Regions from separate parts of the Homo sapiens genome. Here region 1 is linked to region 2. A link is a contact called in ENCODE Hi-C or POLR2A ChIA-PET data. All regions are on one chromosome and are shown on one strand. Each heading gives the region's core, a stretch centred on a gene start or an enhancer-like site at or near the end of the contact. The rest is flanking DNA. Distances are from core to core; before and after follow the strand shown. Region 1 overlaps POLI (DNA polymerase iota). Region 2 overlaps MBD2 (methyl-CpG binding domain protein 2).

The links. Hi-C counts contacts between places; a loop is a spot of excess contacts on that map. ChIA-PET counts read pairs that join two places held with the same protein, here RNA polymerase II (POLR2A). Pooled maps may share reads with other maps.
Region 1: a map of naive thymus-derived CD4-positive, alpha-beta T cell shows a loop between it and region 2 (9-fold over the local background). The contact joins two enhancer-like sites. A Hi-C loop is called at or near these places in 8 of 168 maps with a recorded cell type or tissue (GM12878, GM13977, HCT116 and 5 more), 27 of 37 single-sample maps with no recorded cell type and 17 of 50 pooled maps. POLR2A ChIA-PET finds 5 or more read pairs at or near these places in 11 of 52 experiments (BJ, CD8-positive, alpha-beta memory T cell, MCF 10A and 7 more).

The regions. Positions count from the first base shown.
Region 1 is chr18:54,280,112-54,287,176 of GRCh38, forward strand. POLI (DNA polymerase iota) reads left to right here. Exons shown (of 10, transcript NM_007195.3): 5 at 556-792; 6 at 2,726-2,904; 7 at 3,811-3,902. Among named protein-coding and RNA genes, the nearest start is that of POLI, 14 kb to the left of the region's middle. RefSeq lists an enhancer at 5,099-5,288. Within about 2 kb of position 5,065, at least 4 of the 41 ENCODE cell types and tissues checked have a DNase peak (open chromatin) inside an H3K27ac peak, as active enhancers do; they include mammary epithelial cell, where a contact is called at or near this core.
Region 2 is chr18:54,144,155-54,151,833 of GRCh38, forward strand. It overlaps MBD2 (methyl-CpG binding domain protein 2), which reads right to left. Exons shown (of 7, transcript NM_003927.5): 7 at 7,452-7,679. Among named protein-coding and RNA genes, the nearest start is that of SNORA37, 74 kb to the right of the region's middle. Within about 2 kb of position 5,022, at least 10 of the 41 ENCODE cell types and tissues checked have a DNase peak (open chromatin) inside an H3K27ac peak, as active enhancers do; they include mammary epithelial cell, where a contact is called at or near this core.

The sequences.
Region 1 (7,065 bases), core at 3,815-6,314, 140 kb after region 2:
GGGTGGCAGTGATCTCTTAGTCCATTTAGTGTTGCTTTAACAGAATACCTGAGACTGGGTAATTTATAAAGAAAAAAAGGTTTATTTGGTTCATGATTCTTGTGGCTGGAAAAGTCAAGGTTAGGCCTCTGGTGAGGGCCTCAGGCTGTTTCCACTCATGGTGGAAGGCAAAAGGGAGCCAGTGTGTGCAGAGATCACATGGTGAGAGAGGAAGCAAGGGCTGGGGGAGGTGCCAGGCTCTTTTAACAACCAGCTGTCTTTGGAACTAATACAGTCAGAAACTTACCCCTGAGGGAGGGCTTTAATCTATTCATGAGGGATCCACCCCTGTGATCCCAACACCTCCCATTTGACCCCACCTCCAACACTGGGGATCAAATTACAACATGAGGTTTGGAGGGGACAAATATCACAACCATACCAGGTGATGATGGTGGTGGTTGTGGTGGTGGTGGTTGTTGGATATAGACTAAGCCCTCTACCTTTTAAAAATTATTTTGTGAAAAAGAAAAAGGTTTTTCTTGTGACTTTGAATGACATTTGTTGTTTTTAAAGCTATAAACCTGCTTGACGTCTTGCACATCAGACTACTTGTTGGATCTCAGATTGCAGCAGAGATGCGGGAAGCCATGTATAATCAGTTGGGGCTCACTGGCTGTGCTGGAGTGGCTTCTAATAAACTGTTGGCAAAATTAGTTTCTGGTGTCTTTAAACCAAATCAACAAACAGTCTTATTACCTGAAAGTTGTCAACATCTTATTCATAGTTTGAATCACATAAAGGAAATACCTGGTAAGACAAATATATTTGAAAAGTACATATACGTCTTATTTTATTTCTTTTAATTTAAAAAATTATAGATACAATGTAATTAATTCTTAGGTAGAGTTGTCTGTGAGTTTGTGTGCATGTGTGTGTGTGTGTATACTTGGTTCCTGGAAAAAACTAAGAAAAACTGTAATGTTTTCTCAAGCAAATTTGGATTAAGAAATATGTGAAGGTACTTTTCTTATTTTATCTACTTTTGTATGGTTAGAATATGGTCATGAAAGTTATAGCCTAGAAACATATGGTCCTTTATTTCCAGTCCCTGGGTCATACTCTTATACTGTACATTGCCTCTAGAGAGGGGAGTTCGTCTTTTACTAACTCTTTTGGGATTACATATAAAATATTAAGGCTACAATGGACTTTCCAAAACATCTAGGCCAAGGTCCTCATTTTAAAGATTAGGAAACTGATTTCCATGAGGAGTTCGGTGACCTATTTAGGTCATGGGGCAAGTTTGTATCTTTGAAGATTAAATACCCAAGTTTTTATAGGCCATCAATATGTTGAACTACATTTCTGTGGTATTGCTAGGGAATAAGATGTTATAAAAGAGTTCTGTGGAAGTGAATTTCTAATACCACTGAAACTTAGATGTCATACTTCACATTTTTAACTGATACTTGCGTGATTCCAAAATGTATTATACACTGCCTTGCCTTCCTTAGTATAGTATAACTATAATTTGAAGTTTTTTGGATGACTTTGGTAGTGCATTCTGAAGAACAATGTCAGGTTGTAATAAACTGAGGACTATATACTGGTGCAAAACATTCTTACTTGGCTTTACTTTCGAGTTCTTGTATCTTTTTTTTTTTTTTTTAACAGGCTTTCTCCTTTCTCACTTATTGCCAAATTGCCAACCTTCTTTTTTTTCTGCTGTGAAAAATCTGTCACTCTACTTTAATAGTTCCCCCTACATAGCCATCTCCTCCAACTTACTGCTTTTACTGTGCAAGAAAACCAGATAACTGTGGAATTACTGTTTTTGAATGAAAAGAATAAGGAGACATTAAATAGCCTGTTTTCTCTTGTGAATAAAGTATGACCGAATTTTAGTGCAAGAACTTTGTGACAGTTTTGCTAGCAAGATTTTTTGTTTGTTTGCTTTCTGGCTCATAGTTGTATTCTGGATGGTAAATGTTAGATATGACTTATGGATAAATGTGTGGTGGTGCGTATAGGAATCAGTTAGGTTACCTAATATGTACACTTAATTTATTTTAATTGCTCTAGTGGCAGCCTTTTTGTATATTAATAATAATCATGATTTCTGAATATTTCTGGAATATTACATAACAGGTGGTAAAATTTTTGTTTTAGTAAGACAGCATTTATTGGCTGTCTCTGTATTCATTTTATTTTACTGCATTTTGTGAGGACTTCAAAGAGGTGCATATAATTCAGGAGCCCTGAGTGGAAGAACAGCAACCTAGTTTGCAATGGGGTTTGATCTTTGCAAAATACAGTAGTCCCCCATTATCTGCAGTTTCACTTTTCACAGTTTCTATTACCTGCAGTCAACTGTGGTCTGAAAATAATAAGATATTTTGAGAGAGAGAGGCAGAGACCACATTCACATAACTTGTATATTGTATATTGTTATAGTTCTGTTTTATTATTATTGTTAATCTCTTACTGTGCCTAATTTATAAATTAAACTTTATCATAGGTATATATGTAATGGGAAAAACAGTACTGTATATATAGGGTTTGATACTGTCCATGGTTTCAGGCATCCACTGAAGGTCTTAGAATGTATCCCCTGTGGATAAGGGGGGACTACTGTATAAATTATAGAACTTAAAGATAAGATTGATATATTTATAATATTTTAATTAGCTTTGTTTTAAGGAGAAAAGCTATTTTAACATTGTATGCATTTCTTTTTATTTAGGTATTGGCTATAAAACTGCCAAATGTCTTGAAGCACTGGGTATCAATAGTGTGCGTGATCTCCAAACCTTTTCACCCAAAATTTTAGAAAAAGAATTAGGAATTTCAGTTGCTCAGCGTATCCAAAAGCTCAGTTTTGGAGAGGATAACTCCCCTGTGATACTCTCAGGACCACCTCAGGTACATGATGATACTTATTTTAATTAAGTACTGGTTATCACATTATTTGAGATAAAGATTTCTAGTTTTAGTACCATGTTCTTACTATTCTAGTTTGCTTAGTATGTGATCCCTTTCCTATTAGAAGGCTGATTTATTATTAATAGATTGGATTAATAAGTATTCTTAAATGGAATCTTAAGCATTGATATTTTGATATCTTAAGTTAGCTACTATGATTGAAGACAGTGCAACTTAATTTTAATAGCCTATAATGCATATATGAGGCAAAATATTTTAATCTGTTAAAAATCTTGTTTTCAGAGTAGTCCAGTGATTTAGCAAATGGGAAAGGTATAATCACCCAGTTAACATTGACTGATTTTTTTGCTATGGGACAAGCACTTTACTGAGTGCTTTAAATATGTTAGTCCATTTAATCTTCACAACAAAGCATCAAGGTAGGTAGTACTGTTGTTTGTCCATTCCTTCTTACTTCTCTTCTTTCCTTCCTTCCTTCCATTCTCTCTCTCTCAAGATGAGGATACCGTACTTTAGAAAGGTTAAATAACTTGTCCAAGGATAAACTTAGATTCAAGTCCTAGGTGATTAAGAACTCTTGCCATAATCATACAATAAAGCTTGGAGTTGGTACTAGAGCTTTAGAGTTTTCATAACTTTGAATTATTTTATATTAACTGTTTTATATTAACTGTTAATACAGTAATATTTTATATTAACTTTCTAGTGAGTACAATAGCTTGCAGATAAAAAACTGTTAATATAAAAGTGAACTAAATGGCTCAAACTAAGGACAAGAGGTAAGTTAGTGAAGAATGTATTGAATATTTATTTGACTGTACACTGATAATAATTAGATATAGTTATTTGAGTTTGTGCTAATCCTTATTTATGCTTCTTTGATAGTCCTTTAGTGAAGAAGATTCATTTAAAAAATGTTCATCTGAAGTTGAAGCTAAAAATAAGATTGAAGAACTACTTGCTAGTCTTTTAAACAGGTGATTTTCAATCCATTTTGCCAAGTCATCCTATGTATTCATTCTATATACGGTATGTGGAAAGAATATTTGATGTTCCATCTTGGAACTGACAGATTATCTGGAGACTAAACAATGTAAAAATAATTTATCATGGGATTTCTCTGCTTTATAAACTGTTGTAAAGATGGTAATAGGGGGTCTTACCTAAATTGAATTCATTGGTCTTAATTCTGTTAACACTGTGGTTATGCTATGGATCTAAAGCTGCAGATAGTTACCTAAAGGGGTTTTATGGATATTTCTAACATTTCTAGACTTATTCTGGTCTTCAGGTGAGAAGAAGAAGTTTTAATTTTTCCCTGTGGCAATTGCAAAGCCTCTGCCCTCAACCTAATAGTTAGTTGCATTTCATTAAGTTAGTACCATGCTAAATACAAATACATGCGAAATACAAAACCCGTGAAATTAACCATTTATCTGTGCCTCTGCTAATAGTTACTTGCATTTCATTAAGAAGAAAAAAATGCAAAGAGGAATAATACTGTCATAATTCTAAAACTCCTGATACAGGAACAACTATATAAATTTGTGATTGTTGAGGATAGGAAATTATTAAAGTAACAGTGATGGAAGAAGCAGAAGAACCCTTGTATCTCTTTTGCCTCAGACTGTAAAATAAAATGGAGTCGAAGGAAAGAATGGCTAGCTGGCGCTGTGTGTGAGTAGGGTGAGTGACTGCAGGTGTGTGCAGGGTTTCTGATCTGTATGTAAAGAGTATCAACTGGGGTTATAAATATATGAGTAGTACAAGATAAACTGAAAAGGAAATTTAATTTTGTGGTGCTCCTTGTCATTATACATGTATTTCTCAATATTCCATATTCCACAGATGAGTATTATCTGTTTTCGTCCCATTTCTTTGTTTCTCCTCTTCTTGTTAGAAATTTCTCAAATTGTGGTTTCAGGGCTCTAACAGTTTAGAGTAGGTGTGCTTCTCTAATGATTCTAGGAGGACTAACTGTATTTAGAGAAAATGGTTTTTGGTTGGTTCTAAGTCTGAGAAAACTGAAGAAGTGAAATTTCCTCCAACTTTGCTGTCGTGTGCAATGTGGCACTCAAATGTCTTGAGCAGAGCCATGCAGCTCATTGTTGGCTGCATGCAGCTGGGGCTGGCTGTATGACTGGCCTCCCGTGATATGACTCAGGCTGGGCCTGCGAGTATGCTAGTGAAACTGGGTCATTTGCTTCAGCTAAATAGAAGACTACCCTGAAATGCCTAACCTTTGGAGACAGTTCTTCACATAGAAAAACCACAAGAAGTATAAGTTTTACAGGTTCTCTTATTTGAAGAGTCAACCCAGAAGTGAGACCAGGTGCTCTAAACCTGTGACATACAAAACCTGTGAAATTAACCATTTGTCTGTATCTCTGCTTCCCGGCTCCTTTTCTCCCACACCACGGGCCCTTATTTCAGTGACTGAATTATAACACCATCTAAGTGACTTGCAAAAAAAAAAATTACAGGAGTGTGTGTGTGTGTGTGTGTGTGTGTGTGTGTGTATTTGTGTATAATTAGTTTTGTTTTCTCTAGAGTATGTTATGATTAATACTATAGGTATGTAAGAAATGTAAAACCGTATTATTTTTAATCCATCCTCTAGGCACTAGTTTAAGATTGCTTACGATACAGCCTTTTTCTAATGTGTCTTAATTAGCATATCATACTCTTTGAATTGCATAATTAATATAACACGTTTAACTGGAAGATATTTAAACTAGTAACCATTTAAGGTATTTTATCCTAGTTAAGCAGCCATCGAGAAGTTTTGTCACAAAGCAGTAAGAGATAGAAAAAATTATTTACTACAGAACTATTTAATTTTTTATGTTTTTGCGATAGGGTCTTGCTCTGTCACCCAGGCTGGATGGCAGTAGTGCAGTTAGGGCTCACTGCAGCCTCAGCCTCCTGGGCTCAAGCAATCCTCCCACCTCAACCGCCAGAATAGCTGGGAAGGCACCTGCCATCAAGCCTAGCTAATTTTTAAATTTTTGTAGATGAGGTCTTGCTATGTTGCCCAGGCTGGTCTTGAACTCCTGGGCTCAAGTGATCCTCCCACCTCAACTTCCCAAAGTGTTGGGATTACAGGTACGAGGCACCGTGCCTGGCCCAGAACTATTTTTTTCAGATCAGAATCTTCAAGTTGAGTGTGTTTAACAATGTGCAATACTTGCATTTTATGTTTGAGATTTGGTTTTATATGCATTGCCATGTGTATAAAAAGGGAAATGTTATCCTTTAATGACATTTTTTCCAGTACTACTTAAGTGAATTTGTCATATCACTAAAACCTTTGTTTCAACACCAAAACCAAGACATTTGCATGAAACTCTTCTAAAAAATGCATGTACTCATATTGTATATTAATTATATACTAAATATAGTATATGCTCTTTTAAGATATTGCTCTAATAAGCTATCATATAATGGTAATAGTGATTACTCTTTAACAAAAGTAATGTCATTTTGTAAAAAAAAATCTTTTTTTTGGTAATCTCGTAAGAAAAAAGTTTGAAAAAAGTTCTTTTGTTATTTTTCACTTATTTGCTTTTGTCAGTGAATGATTCAGTTTCTTAAATTTCCTGCTGATTTTAATTTGTTGCCTTTTGGTTAGGTGTGTTGGCTTACGTCTGTAATCCCAGCATTTTGGGAGGCTGAGGTGGGGGGATCACCTGAGGTCAGGAGTTCGAGACCAGCCTGGCCAACATGGCAAAACCACCTCTCTACTAAAAATACAAAAATTAGCCAGGTGTGGTCACACATGCCTGTAGTCCCAGCTACTCAGGAGGCTGAGGCAGGAGAATTGCTTGAACCTGGGAGGTGAAGGTTGCAGTGAGCTGAGATTGTGCCACCACATTCCAGCCTGGGCAACAGAGTGAGACTCCATCTCAAAAAAAAAAAAATTGGTTGCTTTTAGTTTTGTTTTGGATCTGTATTATAAAACAGTTTGTTATGATTGTATCTTATATCTCTTCTATTTCTGACAGCACTCAATTCTGAGTGAGGCCTGAGAGCTTGACATCTAAACATTCAGAGTTTTAGTGCATAGACTTTGTGATGATTATTTGGATACTCAGGGACCTTTATTGCTTACTATTTTGTTATCTGCTATATGTATAATTG
Region 2 (7,679 bases), core at 3,772-6,271:
CACAGGTGCATGCCACCATGTCTGCGTAACTTTTAAAATTTTGTAGAGATGAGGTCTCTCTATGTTTCCCAGGCGAGTCTTGAACTTCTGGGCTCAAATGATTCTCCTGCCTTGGTCTCCCAAAATGCTGAGATTACAGGAGTGAGCCACCATGCCCAATCTTTACTTAATTTCTTACCTTAATATTCTTTGGCTTTTAATGTAGAGCTCTTTCACTTTCTTGGTTAAATGTATTTCTAAATATATATTTTATAGCTATGTAGTTGTGATTGTTTCTTGATTTCTTTTTCAGAGAATATGTTCTTACTGTATAGAAATGCTACTGACTTTTGTGTTTTAATTTTGTATCCTGAAAGTTTGCAGAATTTATTAGTTCGAAGTTTTTTGGTGGAGTGTTTAGGATTTTTATTATATAAAATTACATCATCTGCAAAGAAGGACTATTTAACTGTTTCCTTTACAATCTGGATGACTTTGATTTTGTTCTCTAAAGGCTCAGATTTGGACATCCAGTACTATGTCGAACAAAAGTGATGAAAGTGGCCTTCCCTGTCTTGTTATAGCTCTTAGAGAAAAAGCCTTACTTGTTTTTGTTTAGTATGATGTTACCTGTGCATTTGTCATGCATGGTCTGTATTGGGTTGAGGTACATTTGTTCTACACTGAATATACTGAGAGTTATTATCATAAAAGAATGGTAAGTTATGTCAAATACTTTTTCTGAATCTATTTAAATGGTATACTTGGTCCTGAGGTCAGAATTTGGGGAAATGCATCCATACCTAGAGGGGTCCCTGATAGGGCATCACATTTAACATTCTGTGGACATGACCTGTGAGTGTCTGACTCCCAAAAGAGAACTGAGGCCCAGGATTGTCATCTTTGTTCACTGAATTATGCCTAGTTTTTTAAAAAGCAACTGTACAAATTAAGTGCTTAATATATGTGTTGAATAAATGAACCCCAACCAGAAACATAAAAACAAAAATAAAATGGTATGTAGCTTTTCAGGCATGCGGGAACACTTTAGAATTCTCTACCCTCCCCTCCACCCTCCATTCACTTCTGGAGATTGACAGTTACCTGAAAGCCAAAAAGAAATGATCAGACTTCTCCATAGAGCCTTAAAAATAGGTATTTCCTTAAATCGGGTTTTGGCAGTATTGATATTTTCGGGGTGTGTCCTGTGCGTTGCAGGACTTTTAGCAGCATGCCTGGCCTTTATGCACTTGATGTCAATAACTACTGCACTATTCTCCCCTCATTGTGACAACCAAAAATGGTTTACTGTTGTCATGTATTTCCTAGGCAGTCTAAGGCAAAGCTGTCTTAGACTGAGAATCACTGCTTTAGACTAATTTTAAGAACTACTTTGGCCAGGCCCAGAGGCTTATGCCTATAATCCCAACACTTGGGAGGCCAAGGCAGGAGGATGGCTTGAGCTTGGGCAACATAGTGAGACCTCATTTCTATTTAAAAAAAAAGAAATTAGCTGGGCATGGTAGCATGTGCTGGTAGTCCCAGCTACTTGGGAGGCTGAGATGGGAGGATCACTTGAGCCTGGGAAGCCAAGGCTGCAGTGAGCCAAGATCTTGCCACTACACTCTAGCCTGATTGACAGAGCAAGATCCTGTCTCAAAAGAAAAAAAAAAAGAATTACTTTATAGAATTGAATATGCCAAACTATATATGGTGTACTTTATAGGGGTTTAGAAAGTTTTCTAGGGTAATTTTGACTGGGTGGATAGAGAGAGATATTTTTCACCTTGATATATCGACTTTGGAACCTCAGGACTGCCCAGATAATGATGACTTTATTATAGAAATAATATATGTCAAGACTTTGTCTCTTGTCCTATAGCCTCACTGAGTTGGTTTATCTCTTTTATTAGAGTCATAAGATTAGAACCAAAATAGTTCTAATATGGTATAGACAAAAAATGTATTTAAAAAGGTTTAAAACATATTAGAGATAGGAAAGACCTATGGCTTTGTAATTGCTATAATAACTAAGTATTATTGCTGAATTTTAATGGAGATCATTGCCTTTGCTTTCCAGGAGGTAAAGTGTTTGCAAGATTACTCAGTCTATGCCCTTGTTGTATATTCTTGAACTATTTATTTGCTCCATATTAAGGAAAAAGAAAGCAATTATGTCTTAATTATCTTATCTAATTTGTGAAGAAGCACAACAGAGAAATTATCTTGCTTATTTTATGCGATGATTACAAGAAAGTATTCCTACATAGAAAGAATAAAGTTGAAAAACAAAGCGTTAGTGGAATGGCATTAAATGCTAATTGCTCTTAAAATATGATAATTCTAGAATAGCTAAATATTAATTTAATTATCAAGGGAACTTTTCTCAGGGCCACAGTAATAACCAAATTAGTGTTTACTACCAAAATACTTATCACAAAGTATGAAATAAAGAATCTGGCCTTGCCCAAATAAAGAACTAGCCTTTCCCCTCAGTGTCTGGGGGATATTCTAGGTCATATCTGATAAAAGGTGTCTTCTTTTTAGGGTGTGACCTGGTCAGACTGGATTTTAGGGTAGGGCCACATGTGTCAGGGTAGGATCTGACCACTCCAGAAAGATCAACCATGTGAGTTAGGGTGGGGATTTTGTGTTATGCATTCAGTTGACCTGGAGACTGAGTAAAATCGTGTGGGCAGTCAATCAATCATGTCTTAAGCACAGTCCTGGTTAAAAACTCTGAACACCAAAGCTTAGGTGAGTTTTCCTGGTTGGCAATACCCCGTATATATCACACATCAATGCTAGGAGGGTAATGTCTCCTCACTCAATGGGAGGAGGACAATGTGGGCTTTAAGTTTGGAACCCTTGCAGACTGTGTATCTCTCTGGCTAATGTTAACATGTATTCTTTCCCTACAACAAATCATAACCATGAACATAATAATTTTTAGCAAGTCCTGTGAGTCCTTCTAGCAAATTATCAAACTTGAGGGTGGTTGTGCAAGTTTAGGAGATTGCAGTGGTGTCAGAAGTGAGGGTGGTCTTGTGGAAGACTGTGTCCTCCAACTTTGATACTTAACTCATTTGGGAATGAGTTTATGAACTCATGCCCAAATCCATTCTTTTAAGAAGTCATATTCATGTCTTAGAGGAACTTATAACTTAGGTAATATGAGAAGCATTTGAGGAACAGGCAATATGTACTCATATACAAGGTGTCAGGCAGAGTCACGCTACTGAGAAGGGACAGATTGGAGGGAGGAATGCATTTGACAAGGCTTTAGGAAAGAAATGTGATGCTTTTTTTTTTTTTGGCTTAAGTAAAAGATGGGATCTGGAAAAAAAAAAGAAAAGAAAATATAGGGTCCGGACTGATTGTGAGAAAAAAAGAAGCTAATTCTACAGAGAAACCAGTAAAAATGAAAGCACAAAGGTAGGGGAAAGCACAAAAGAATAGCAGGCAGTTTGAGACAGAAGATTGAAGCAGGTGTTGTGGTTGACCCCCTAGCAGCCCCAACACTCCCATATGATGATTAATCTAAGCCATCTGGGGTAATTCCAACCCCCTTTCTCAGCAACTAGTTTAGGAATGGGCGTGTTAACCAATTCTAGCCAATGAGGTACAAGGGAAAGTGTTTGGGGCCTTCTAAAAAGCAGGCATATGGCTGGGTGTGGTGGCTAATACCTGTAATCCCAGCACTTTGGGAAGCTGAGACAGAATTGCTTGAGATCAGGAGTTCAAGACCAACCTGGTCGACATAGCGAGATCCTATCTCTATCATATATTTAAAAGAGTAAATAAATAAATAAATAATAAAAAGCAGGCACAGGAAGACATCTATCTTCTCCTTCTTGCCATTGTCATGTCTGGACACCTGGAAGCATCTTGCTACTGAGCTGAGGCTGAAGTCAATTCACGAAGGAGAGGCCATGATTAGAAGACTACACAGAAGCAAAGCTAGAGCCCTGTGGTTTGCATTAAGAATCTAAAGTAGCCTAGAATTGTCTTTTAGATACATTTAATGTACATTTCCTTATTGTTTAAGCCATCTGAGACTGATAATCTGTTACTTGTAGCTAACAGTATGTGGCAGGCAGAAGGCCCTTTTCCAAAAAATTACCCATGCTCTAATGTCTAGAAATTGTAATCATGTTAGGTTACATGGCTAAAGTGATTCTGCAGATACAATTAAGTTTGCAGATCTCAAAATGGAAAGATTATCTTGGATTATCTGGGTGAGCTTAATCTAATTAAATGAGTTTTTGAAGGAAGAGAACTTTCTCTGGCTGGAGTGAAAGACATGAGGCAGAAGGGGAAGTTGGAGCAATAAGACAAATTGACCTGATTTCTGGCTTTAAAGATTAAGGCAGCTGGCTGGGCATGGTGGCTCATGCCTGTAATCCCAGCACTTTGGGAGGCCGAGGTGGGCGGGTCACCTGAGGTCAGTAGTTCAAGACCAGCCTGGCCAACATAGTGAAACCCCATCTCTACTAAAAATATAAAAATTAGCCAGGCATGGTTGTACGCATGCCTGTAATCCCAGCTACCCAGGAGGCTGAGGCAGGAGAATCACTGGAACCCGGGAGGCAGAGGCTGCAGTGAGCCAAGATCAAGCCACTGCACTCCAGCCTCCAACCTGGATGACAGAGCGAGGCTTTCAAAAAAAAACAAAAACAAAAACAAAAACAAACAAACAAAAACGATGAAAGGAGCCATTAGCCAAGGAATGTGGGCAGCCTCTAGACATTGAGGACAAACCCCGACTAACAGTCAGCAAAAAATCAGGGACCTCAGTCCCACCCTATCACAAAGAAATTTCCCTGAGTAATTTGAATTATCTCCATTCTTTAATTCACACCCATATTTCCTCTTGCCTTTCTACTGATCTTTAATAAAATGGCAATAGAGCCTATGGAATGTCATTTTAAAAAAAGAAGAGGAAGAACAACAACAACAAAGATTGTGACCATTCCTTGAATGAATACAAAGTTCCAGTAAAGTTGAGTGTGTTTCTGACTCACTGAGTAATAATGCATTCACCCTTCCCCCAGCCCTCCACCCCCAGTGTTAAATGTTTTCAGAGTTAGGTGACTAATTCATCCTCTTCTCACAGCAGCTTCTGTAAAACCAAAATCTTGTTTGTTCCAAAAAGCCACATGAGTTTCTTAAAATGAAAGTCATAGTTGGAAGGTTATAGTTTTCTCATTTGTAAAATTATACTAAGTGACTCGGCTCTTGTAGGAGACAGAAGAGAGGAAGAGAAAGGTTTAAAAGAAGGCATTCATTCCCAGTAGCACATTCTACCATGTTGCTATTTGTATCAGTCCCCTCAAGTTTCCAAATGTTTCTGTTTTCTCACAACTAGCTACTGTTGGGTGTAAGGCCTTCGTATGAATCATGCTGTGTTCAACAAGCATATTCTTGCTTGCTATCAACCTCTCCCAACACACACACAATTAACTCCCTGCTTTGGTTCTCTCTCAGTCCAGGGAATATTTATCCAGTCAGCGAAAATCAAGGTAACTCCCCAAGAAGCATATTCCAATACCTAACAATTTACCAGCGTTTTTTGTTTGTTTGTTTTTGGGGGAAGCGGTTGCTCCCATTTATGAAATACATTACCATACGGAGGCCACTCTATTAGGTATTTTGTTAGCATTAATTCATTAAATCAAAATGGAAAGTCATTTGGAGGCTACCAACAAATGCAACAACAACAACAATAACAAATCAAGCTGTAGATGATCTGAATTTGTATGTGACAGCCATTCTGCCTCAAGAGTGGAGTGAAATCACTAGACCAGCCCTCAGTGGTTCATTCTTGGATATACATTCCCCACTGAGAATTCTACAGAAGCTACTGATACTACCCCAGGAGAAAGGCACATCGTCATAAAATTGTGTATGTAATGGCAAGAGTCTGGCAGGCTCCTTGACTCCAGGGGAATATGGACCCCCGATGAGGAGTCCTGCACTGGAGCAGTGGTCTCAAAACTCCTTTGCTAATAAATCCTTTCTGAGACAAAAACGTATTCCCAAATTTATGGATATTTACTTACAAATAATATACATGTACTGTTCTACTAATATGTATATTAAAAAACACTCAAAAATTAGAATCACAATAACATTAGATAAAAACAAATATTAAAAGGTCCCACTCCCAGTGAATGGTTTTACACATGCCCTACATCAGGGGCCCCAAGCCCTGGGCGGCAGCAGGCTCGTACTGATCTTCAGCCTGTTAGGAACAGGGCCACACAGCAGGAGGTGAGCAGGTGAGCAGGCATTCCCGCCTGAGCTCCGCCTCCTCTCAGATCAGCTGTGTCATTAGATTCTCATTGGCGCACAAACTTTACTGTGACTCGCACATGCGAGGGATCTAGATTGCACACTCCTTATGGGAATCTAATGCCTGATGATCTGAGGTGGAATAGTTTCATCTCAGAACCATCACCCCACCCCACCCTGCTCTTTGGAAAAATTGTCTTCCATGAAACCAGTCCCTGGTGCCAAAAAGGTTGGGGACTCTTGCCCCAGGGCCTATGGTCCAGTTGCATCTTGCTGCCAGACTTCTCAGAGGATCAAGTTCATGAGGCAAAAAGCTGAAAGTACTACAAAGAAAACGCTAACCGTCGGATAAAAATAATTCCTAACATTCTGTGATTAAGAAGCTTTACCTATTCTCACCTCTTTTATAAGATAAATAATCCTAGTAAAGATTTCTCAGCAGGGAGGTTTACTGGAAAAGCTTTGACTAGTCACCCACAAAAGGACCAGATCTCCTAGGAAGAATCGCTCTGCTTTCAGGCCACAGTCATACTGTACTTGTTAAACCAAACTGTGTTGCTTTTTGTCAGCTTAAGACCCGAGTGGAGAATAGCATTGGAAGGTTGTGTGGCGTTCTCGAGACAGAAAACCTTTACATTCAAATTTCCCTCTCTGAATCTTATTGGCTAGGATAAGTCATTTAACTTATCTGGGTCTTAGATTCCTTAACTCATAAATGAGGAGAAGAAGAATATGTACATATTACATGGCTTACATGTAGATTAAAATTCAAAGATAACATTAATGGAGGTGAAAGTGTTCCATAAATTATTAAATGCTATATAAATGTGAGGAAATAAAACACTTTTTGTTTTCCCATCATTAAAAGTCAAATAATTGATAAAAGTAACTATTTTCACATAAAATTTGCATGTGCCCTTATAGAGAAAACCAGCATGCAAATTAAAATTTTAAAGCCTACTCCAGATCCTTCGAGTCATGCATTTTGACAGCCTGCTGCTCCAAGTCCAAATCCCACAGCTACTGCTAGCTAATTGGGTTGTAACTGACTGGTGTTCCCTGCCCTACCTGTGAACTTTGGGACCCCACCCCCCAGTCTGATGTCCCCTGTGCCCGAGAAACATGATCCAGAGATGTCCTTCATGGATTAAGTCATTGAAGATGACTTACACAAACAGTTTTAAAGCTTCAAAATTTATTGCTGTACATTTTCTCATAGCATTTACTATGGAAATACTAATAGTGCAAATATTTATTTTGGACTTCATAGCATTTGAGAAATCACAAAGCTTGTTTATATCTTTGCAATTATTTATGAAGATCTATATTATTTTAAAAATCCAAACGAGTAATCTTATATTCAAAGAGATTGTATAACACTCTCTAGATCTCCTCTTTAGACCAAA